2 separate regions of the Homo sapiens genome follow, and region 2 is linked to region 1. The links are chromatin loops, found by intact Hi-C in ENCODE. Cell type or tissue: IMR-90. All regions are shown on one strand. Each heading gives the region's core, and the rest is flanking DNA. Links, peaks and the distances in the headings are about the cores only.

What was found. A loop is a pair of places that touch in the nucleus more often than their neighbours do. Peaks named below come from ENCODE experiments on the same cell type or tissue, not always from the same donor. Only the 100,000 strongest peaks of a DNase experiment are listed, where the experiment ranks them.
Region 2: a loop joins it to region 1, with 2.2 times the contacts of the local background. A loop is called at or near these places in 1 of 110 quality-filtered maps.

What each region holds. Positions count from the first base shown.
Region 1 is chr5:65,188,212-65,193,546 of GRCh38, reverse strand. ADAMTS6 (ADAM metallopeptidase with thrombospondin type 1 motif 6) reads left to right here. Exons shown (of 25, transcript NM_197941.4): 22 at 5,327-5,335. Among named protein-coding and RNA genes, the nearest start is that of ADAMTS6, 290 kb to the left of the region's middle. In IMR-90, for the core only: no CTCF peak of the experiment used is centred there; DNase peaks (open chromatin) are centred at 1,026 and 3,016; H3K27ac peaks cover 2,646 bases.
Region 2 is chr5:65,302,838-65,308,172 of GRCh38, reverse strand. All of the region lies in intron 9 of ADAMTS6 (ADAM metallopeptidase with thrombospondin type 1 motif 6), which reads left to right. Among named protein-coding and RNA genes, the nearest start is that of ADAMTS6, 180 kb to the left of the region's middle. In IMR-90, for the core only: no CTCF peak of the experiment used is centred there; DNase peaks (open chromatin) are centred at 892 and 2,032.

The sequences.
Region 1 (5,335 bases), core at 581-4,580:
TATAGGGGAAAAGCCCTGATATCTAATTGCTGTCTTATTTTGCATATATGGGACTGCTGATGGGACTGAACATTTAAAAATTATGTTTAGTGGCTGTTTGTACTACTTCTCTTTTGCCTTTTATCATCATGGCCTGTCCTATTGAACTACTTATCAATACTTCTATTGAAGTATTTATTATTTTGTTATTGATTTGAATGAACTCTTAATGTATTAAGGATATGAACTCTTTTATCTGTGTTCTGAATATTTTTTCCTAGTTTGTCGTCTATTTTCCATGTTATTTATGGTGTTTTGATCTATTTTTACTGATAAAATTTAGAAAATCTTATTTAAGAAAGCTGTCAAACCTTTATTTCTTCATTGGTACACTGTTTAGAAAGGTCTTCCCCACTCTTATACTTTCAAAGTTTCTTTTTTTATTTTTAATGTAAACATTGATCTATCTGAAATGTTTTGCCTGATTTGAGGAAGGGATCTATACTTATTTTCAATCACGATTGTTTTCCCTATACCATTAGTTTAAAATTCTAAATCGTATTTTTTATCAGAAAGTATTTTTTCAAATAATGAAATATTTCAAATGTCTTTAGTTATATTGAGAGAATTTATAAGTACAGTATACAAAAAGGGAGAACAGTAAGATTTGTCCTTATAGAGAAAATGACGGAGGACTAGGAAAAATAGACAAAACAGGCATTGATAGAGAAATAATATTATGTTTATTTGGAAGACTTTGAAGACCCAGAGGAGTCCTTGCTGGGGAAAGTTATCATGTTCATAGCAGCAACTCTTTTTATAAGAAAGAGTATAGTAGTCAAGGTAGTAAAGTGACTATGAATGAAAGTAGTGGGATCCATGACATAGCCTTAAATAACTGGAAAAAAAAAAAAGGAAAGGAATTAATATTAAAGGATATGATTGGTAAGAAGCTAATCCCCAACCATAAGAAAAAAAAATAAGTTGGAATCCAAAGAGAAAGGCTGAGTTAAGTTTTTACCATGCCGTGTTTTAATAGCAAGAGTATTTCTGCATATGACCTCATGTGAAGAATCCTTGAGTGATAAATATTATTCCTGTATGATACTGTGGTTTTTAAAATTGTGAAAACCAGAGAGGTGAAAACAAGAGAACTATTCATTTTAATAATATTGTGACCAAGAATTTAAAAACATTTATTAATCAACTTCAAGTTGGAAGACACTGTACTTTGGGAGAAATGGTTCTCTTTCCTGAGGGTAATCTAATTGGGCAAATATATACAAAAATAACTACAGTACAAGACAAAATCTGTTAAGTACAATAAGAGAGTTATAAGCAAAAGTGCTGAAGGAAACTTAGGGTGGGAAGAGATTAATTTTTATCCAGTGGCTAGGTTTTATTTAATTGGTATATTTTAAGGTATAATGTTTAATAACCATTATTCTGAGTCATTGGACCTCACCCATGGACAACTGTCATCTCTTATTTTAAGCTTAGAAAAAAATTCATTAGAGTCATCTATAAAACTCCAAAATTTAAGACCTAGGAAGAATCATAGAAATTATTTAGGTCCACTCCCATCATTTCACAGACTGAGGTATGCTAATATCCAGTGATGTTTTTTCCATTACATCAGACATCACCAGCTTGGTAAGGTACAAATCAAATGTCTGGTGGCACTTTGATACATCTAATTTTGCTTGCTTCATTGACACATTCTCAGTTGCTACAACTTCAGAGATGTTTATTATGTTGATTTTTAAAAATTTAGAAAAACCTTGACTGTATAATGTTTAGGGCATACAGTGTTCTGCTTAATATTAGTTTCACTTTCCAATTAGCTGAGAAATGAAAAAAAATTCTTTTTATTTTTTTAACAACTTTTTGTTTTGAAATTTTTTTAAGTTAATTTAAAATGTAGGAAAGTTTTTTATCTTTGTAAGTAGACAATAATTTATATAAATGAATTTCTCTTTGAGTAAAGATATTATTGTCAAATTCTGAAGATTTTTACAATTTTGCTATGTTGTGTTTGTAAAAAGAGTTGATGATTAGACCCTTGACTCTGGGACAAAGCCTAGGAAATCTCTCTCTTAATCCTAATATTTAATATCAGTTTATTTTCATATGCTCTGCCATTTTCCTTTAAATTAAAAAGCAAAAACAATATTCTGGTTTTATGATGATTATTTCTTCAAAAATATTCTGGTTTACCAAGGTTGGGGCAAATTTTTTATACTGTCTCTCTTATTCCCTTCTCCAAATTATACTATTTTTTGTAATAATAAGAGATCGGGACTGTAGGTCAGATTACAGAGGCTGCAGCAAGCCACTCTTATTTCAGACACTCGAACATGAATCCCACTAATTGTTAATGTCTAATAGCTATGAAGGACTTGTGAAGATAAAGACAATTTGTGTATTGGGAAAAGCTCAGAAAGAAACAGCCCCAGAATTGTTCCAGCTATAACGATTCGGCAATTTATATTCCCAGAGAGAATTTCTGTATTCATGTTTTTGCCACCAAGTCTAGAGGAGGGAAAGAAGACAGAGAAAGAATGCCATCAGAGGGTCAAATACGTGGAGAAGGAAGACAAGGGAAAGCAGTATGTCTTAAACTAGATGGGAGAGTGGAGAAACTGAGACAAGCAGATGCAGTGGTAGAATTGCAAAACTGTTTAAATAACTAGGGTGTGATTTAATCCTTCAGAGAGACATGGGAAGGGATGATACGATGAGCAATAAAGATGCAACAGGGACTGAGTGTGAAGCCTGAAATGAGAGTTAAAGTCAGAAAGGAAATTGGGAGGGTGATTAATACTTCTGATTTCATATATTCCAAGTTAAAGGCTAGAGTGATACATCTAGGTTAAGTTTCTGAGGAGAGATGGAATGGAAGAGGGGACAAAGAATAAAAAGACAGAGGTGTCCCTGACCCTTTGCAACACTTCTGAATCATTGTGGTTACTCGGGACACCTGTGTTTAATTTGAAGGCCTCCATCCCTCTTACATTATGAGAACTAATGAGATCATGGCTGGAGGTTGTGTGACTGAACTTTTTGTGACTGTAATACACATTTCTGTTTTATCCCCTAATCTTGGTGATGAAATCACTGTTGCAAAGTTGAATCAGAGTTTCACTATGGCTGGCATGCAAGTATTATTTTCAGTACACATTTTCCTCCTTACCAAAAATGGTACTAACAACTGGGGATCATGTTCATCTGTGGAAAACAGAAAGGAAAGAATATGAAAATTACTTTAAATCTCCCTTGGAAAATGACTTAGAAAAAATGTTTGTGTCAGATTTTTTAAATTCAAAATTAAATCATCATTCTTTAAATGAATTTTAGGCTGAAAATTTGTAGATGTTGATAAAATATAATTTAAATTTGAAAAACTGGCTAACTATATTTCTAAATGCTGGTTTTCTTTATAAGTAAAGACAATACGAATAATAATGAACAAAGGCCAGTGTTGGCTTAATGCAGTCTCAAATTTAGGATACTAGTACTCTGACTTCACTAAAGTATTATCTTCCGTATACAAAACTGGCACAATGGAGCTATGCTCACAGAAACAGTGAGAAATTTGCTCTTAAGCTTTCCATATTCTTCTCTCTTGGGAGTCTCCCACCTAAAAGCATGAGCATGTTCATTGAGAATAACTGCATGATTTATAATTATGGATTGAAGAAAATGTCTTGTGATCCCGTGCTTGTAACCTATATTTTACTATTCAGCAATGTTAAAATGAATTTCGATTGAAATAGCAATCAATGGGGAATCCAGTCCTGATTCCATCATTGCTCTTTTCACGATTTTGGAGAACTGTTTTCCTAACACTGGATCTTACTTTCTTCTATAAAACAAAGCACAATGCCTTGAACGTAGTAGACATTCAGCAAATATTTAATAAATGAAATACAATATGTCAGTCAAGACCCTTGTTTCAGATAACAAAACTTCAACTTGAGCTGGCTTCAGCACATAAGATTTACGTAACACAGCTGAGGGAAGTGTAAGGGGGAACCTAGCTTGAGAAATGGCTGGAATCAAGGACTCACACACCACCCAGGCTTTCTAGCTCCTGTGCATTCTTTGAAATCAGCTAATTTCACTTGACAGGGAACCCAGCCACTGCAGCTCTGAACTCATCATCTTATGCACCTTTGTGACCAGAAAGGAAAGGGTCCCTTTTGCTCCAGTTGAGATATAAAAATTCTAAACCAGAATTCTCATTGATCTGATTTAGATCATGAGTTACATCCCTTAGACTAATTAATGTGTCCAGAAGAGTGAATCCTGCAGAAGTGTTGCAAAAAAAACAAAACAAACCACAAACCCCCTGAAATTATGTATGTGAAAGTTTATGACTTTAGGGTAAAGGTGTAGTATACCTACAAATGTGAGACATGTTATTTTTTTCTAAGACATTTGCATTTCTTTCCACATTAGCTGTGTAGAAGCTGTTTTTAGGAGCCAAAAGGTTGAAACAAGAGATCTGCCTGTTTTCATAGAGCTAGCTCAGAGCTCTGCTCTTGCCGAAGGTGTTTTAAGACTCCCATGTTCTCAGGATGGATACCTGGTCTTCTCTGTCCTTGTAAGGACATTCACATCCTATCTTCATAGAGGTTTATTTCTAGAAATTGAAAAACAAATCCTCAGCTTCCTTAGAGTGGTTTTAGCATAAAATTTTTAATTATGGGAGAACCTGCCTCAATGTGATAATAATAAAAATACCTACTATTTCTTGTTTGTTATATGACAGACACTATGTTAGAAGCATTCAGTGGTGTGCTGGAGCCAGCTAGTATTGGTTCATAGGACCCTATTATTAGCATATCTTCTCCTGTTCACCTTTAGTATATCAAGCTGGTAGCTTGAAATTGGCCATAGTGAGGTTTTTACACTACAAAAATTGGCAAATGCCACAAATCAGAACTCCCCCACCCCCTGCCATAGGGAGCCAGTGGTTAAACATTTATTAGCGCATCACTGGGAGCTTTATATATATGACCTTATTTAACCCTCGTGACAATTTTTTATGAGATTGATCATTGTTATCCTCATTTTAGAATGTAATTAAAAAGGAGAAAAATAAAAGAGGTTTAAAGACATAGTGCACTTGTTTGAACCTGGGTTCTGTCCACACACTACACTTTAGAAAGCAAATGACAGTAAAGGTCTTTTCCTTAGCAGCTCTTTCATTTGCCATTTGTCTTATTAACCAACATTGAAATGTCAGCTCGTAGTCCATCAGTGAAAGTGCCTTCACTTAGCTAAAAATCTCTGGATGCACTGAGGAAATGCTTTTCTGTGTTTCTTCCATGTCTTGCTGCAGGTGGTTCAT
Region 2 (5,335 bases), core at 494-4,493, 110 kb before region 1:
TTTTTCTTCGAAGTTGGTCTAGTTCCCAGTACCCCCTGCTGTATAACCAACAGGGGTCTAGTTAAAGCAAATTATGTTAACTAATGAACTAAGCACATTATATCCAATTCACATTATGAGAACTTTACTAGTTTGGTCTGGCATCAGAGCTTAGATAAAGATTCAGTCAGGAAATTGTCAACATCATGGAAGTCCTGTGGATTGCTGTAAGTGTATGTCCCAGAGGTTGGAGAACAAGGGAGGCTGCGACTTTAATACCCCAAAGTCAAATGGGATCCTTGCTTAAAAAGAAATGAAGTACTGGCCAGGACCTCAGAGTCTCAGGAGCAAGGGAACTAGACAAGTGGTTTAGTTTCTCAGACTGGGATATAAAAGAGTGTCTTGTTCACAAGAAACAGGACCAGAGCCTAACTACTAGAATTCACTTGAAAACTGGAATAGAACTGGACCGACAACATGCCATATTTTAATGCTGCTCTACAAAGCTAATGACCTCCATCCCTTTAAATTCTCTCTAACAATGAATGAAATTGGTCCCTGATCCCATGAGCAGAGTGGAGCCTTGCTGTATATGTGAATTGTATAACTTCAGTATGGTAATTGCAGGAACAAACGGGCAGAAAAAAGGGCAAAGTTCATCATAGTGAAAATGGAATTCATGGCAGATCCTCTGGATCCTACGTTTTATAAGAGACTGTTGATTAGGTCTGCATTTTAACCTCGTGAGTCTCCTCAGTTTATCCAAATGAAATAAATCGACCTCCACTGAGATTCAGTTCACTTCACTAAACCTCTAAGCCTTCATCACCAATTGTTAGACTGTTTATATGCTAGGTACAGTGAATAAAATGAAATATAAAACATACTTTTTGCTCAGTGGGATGACTAGTAAAAATGGAATTCAGTGTCAAGCTATACACATAGGCTTAAAAATTTATTATTAACAGCCACTTTGGAAGACACTTTGGCAGTTTCTTATAAAACTAAGCATACTTGTAACATAGGATCCAGCAATACTTAAATGTGGAAATCAAACTATTAACGATTTCAGAAGATAATATGGAAGTAAATCCCCATGACCTTAGGGTAAAGAAGGATTTTTTAAATAAGACATAAGGAACATGAAATGTGTAATTAACCAGTTCAACCACATTAAAATGAAGAGTTTAATCAAAAGATACCATAAAACAAACAGCACAGTGGAGGAAAAGATATTTGCTACTGTGTTACAGTCAAACACATTTAACTGACACAGTCCAGTTTCAAGAATATATAAAGAACTACAAATTAATAAAATCAAATACTCCAATAGAAAATATGCAAATAGTTGAACACTTTACAAAAGAAGGCATCTGAGATGTCAATAAGCGTATAAAAAGATGTTCAACCTAATTAATATTCAGATAAAGGCAAATTATACCTACTATGTTTGGCACAAATTAAGAAATCTGAAAATACTAAATATTGGTGAAGATGTGGTGCAGATAGGATTCTTACACACTACAGGTGAGAATGTAAATTGGTGCAATCACTTTGACAAGCTGTTTGGCATTGTCTAGTAAATTTGAAATGTTACACAACTTATGACCCAAAAATCTATTTTGCACATCTATCCTAGAGCAGTGATCCCTGGGATGTCTGAGGCATTTTCAGATCAAAGCTAGTTTCACAATAGTACTAACACCTCATTTGCCTTAAAAAAAAATTATATTGATATTTGCACTGATTGTGCAAAAGCAATTGCGGGAATAAATGCTGACACCTTAGCATGAATCAAGACAGCCATGCCAGTATTCAGTGTGTTTGTAACTCCCATACACTCACAATAAAACCCATGCCATTTTCACTTAAGAGTGTCCTTGATGAAGCAGCAAAATTATTAGTTTTATTAAATCACAACCTTTGAGTTCATGTCTTCTTAATAGTCTATGTTACTCATTACTGCTGCATGAATGCTGGCTACATGATATTTCTGGGTCAGAGGCAAAAGATGTTATTACAGTACAGCAAGCATCATAAGCATCAACATATTTACATTGGTTCCCCTTGGCCCCAAATTCCACAAGGGTGACACAATATGGGCCATATAAATGCTGCACACGCAGTGAGTTTGCATTGCAACTGAGAAACACAGAGCTTAAGGAATCTACCACTTTTATGGCAAGTAATAAGTTAACCTGTTCGTTGTCCAAGAGGAGAGATGTTACCTCATCTCTGAAAATTACCCGGACAAATGGCCTGAGTAAAAGAACAAGTGATCAGGCACCTGCAGCAAGATGTGGAGGATCACAAAAGGCCCAAGGACGACTGTCTCTCCCAATATGTATCTGTCTCCATGTGTGCCTGTGTGTGTGTGTGTCCATGTGTGCATATGTGTGTGTCTGTCTCCATGTGTGCATATGTGTGTGTGTGTCCCTCTGACTTTTTCTCTGTCTCTGTGTTCGTGTTCCTAAAACCCTCCACAAATGAGAATCATTAACTCAAGGTAATCTGAAATGTTTACTAAACACATAAAACTGGCAATGAAGATATTCTCTTGTTACCCACTGTTCATCCATTGGGGTGGGCCCGAGGTTTGCCAACACTCCTTTGTTCTTGTTTTTGTTCTTCTTTTTTTAAATTATTATTTTTGAAACTCAACAGCAGAGAGTTGAATTAGTTTTCTTTTCTCTCTATTTATCTATACTTAGTTCAAGGCACAGCATCATTATCAGTATCAGTTCAAGCAGGGACCCTTCTTGTTTAATACCTGTTATTAGTTTTTATATTTCTATAGTCCCACTTATCCCCTCTCATAGACAGCTACTCAGATAAATTTGATATGTATATTTGAATCCCTATGTATCCTCGTAAAATATTGCAGGTTGTTTTGCATGTGTGTTTACTTTTTACTTTTTAAGTTTGAAATGATTTCACATTTACAGAAATATTGCTATAGTAGAAAGATTAACCATGTGTTCATTACCCAGATTCAAAAATAGTAAAGATTTTGCAACCCTTGTTTTATCTTTCTCTATTTATATGTCCATAATATTTTTCTGATCTCTTTGAGAGTAAGTTGTAGACATTATATCCTTTATTCCTAAACATTTCAGCATGTATTTCCTAAGAACAAAATATATTGTCTTATATAGCTGTCATACAATGGTCTAATTAGAAAGTTTGACATTGATACACTACTGTTATCTAGTATACAGTTCATACTCCAATTTCATTTATTGTCCCCAGCAATGTTTGTTTTCTGTAGCATTTTTTTTCTCCCTAATCCAGTTTCCATTGCATTTACTTGTTATCTTTTGAGTATTTAATCTGGAATAATTCTTCAGACTTTTTTGTTATTCAAGATTCTGTATGTAACTTTTGTTTACTTATGTGGTGTAGTGCTAAAGATCTTGTTCCCTTTCTTAATTTTTTTTTGCTGTTTTTAAGATCCACTCATATAGGCCAGATATGGGGGCTCACGCCTGCAATTCCAGCACTTTGGGAGGCCAAGATGGGAGGATCACTTGAGCCCAGAGTTTGAGATCAGCCTGGGTAACATAGAGAGATCCCGTCTTTATGAAAATTTAAAAATTTTCCAGGTTTGGTGTTGCAGACCTGTGGTCCCAGCGACTTGGGAGAATGAAGTGGGAGGACTGCTTGAGCACAGGAGGTCGAGGCTGCAGTGAGCCATGATTGCGCCACTGCACTCCAGCCTTGGTGACAGAGCCAGACCCTGGCCCCCTTGCACCAAAAAAGATCCACTCATATTAATGTGTAGACATCTATCTTGTTTGTTGCTTCTAACTTCTGCTTAGTATTCCACAGTATACATCTGCCAAAAAAGAAATGTATTTTATACTCCAGCCTGAACGTCCTATTACAGGGATCTTTTGAAGCTGATGTCATGAATGTCAGTTGTAAACTTAACATTGTACTTTGTGTCACTGTAAGTGAACTATTTGACATTGCCAGATCATTTCTGGGATTTCTTATGTTTGAAATGTAGATTACAGAAGTATATATTCTCTTAGATGACTAAAACCTAAATCCTTGAGACAACTATCTGCATCTAAATCCTTGAGATAACTATCTGCATCTGACACCTAAACTATAAAGATTGTTAATTGAAATAAAACTCAGGATTTTCTCCTTCAGTACTTGAGTTCATTGGTTTTAAAATCTGTTGGCTTACATACATCTGATTTTTTAAAAATCATGTACCTTATTGTGTATTTTTCAGTTGATGTCCAAAATTTTTCTTTTTATGACTAAGTAATTGCAAAGGATAGAATTTCCAGTGTTGCAGATATTGTTATTTAAAAATAGAATTGATATATCCCTCTCTTAAGTATATGCAGTTTAATCTAAATGCCATAGCAATTAGGTAACTACCATTATGCATTTAAAAAATACATGAACTGGCTCTATAGTCAAAATTTATATCATTTTCCCCTCTTTTAATTCAATGTGCTCATTCCCCTTTAGAACTTTATCTTAATGTATATTTTAATATATCCTAATATATTTTAAAAGATATTTTATGCTTAAGAGTATTTTTAAATTATATACTGTATTATATATCTCTACAGCAAAAACATGTATATGAAAGTTTATTAATTTGTTTCTATGATCAGAAAGAAAATTTTCTTCTGGATTTAATGTTCGTTACATTACAATAATTATTAGTTTCAGTGACTGATTGGAAGAATATATACATATTACAAATTTTGATAAATAAATACATAAGTAAAGTTTTTATTAGAAGACATATCATTAATTGGATGTATTTTTTCAATTATTGCATTTATCTCTGTATTGCTATAATGAGGCAGGATTTCAGCATCAATTCAATTTCTATAGATGTGAATGCTGAGAAAATTTGTTCACATAAGAAGTAGACAGGGATAAAAGGAGTTTATTATAGAAATACCACTCAACTCTTTGAACTCCTTTTGAATTATTTGTCAAAATATAACCATGGGAATCTATCATCAAAGAATAGTTTTAACCATTGATCAGCTGGTTATTTGATTATATGCTCCTGCAAACCTGGTAAAAGTGAGGAACTGGAAACTACCTGATATGGTTTAATTAAAATCAACCATCAAAAGTTATTCTCTTAACATTGACACAAATGTTCAATTGCCTCTTTTCTTGGCACCATGTTTTTATATTCCAAGGCAATGCACTATTATAAAATTATAGATGGGTGAAAGATATGCCTTTCTTTGTAAGACAGGAGATAGGATTTTAAAAGTAGAAGCTTGATTTTTTTTAGAAAAGAGTGCATAAGGAGTCGAGAATCTCAAAATTGATTCTCTTAAAGCCATCTGAGCCTGTCTACACACCTATC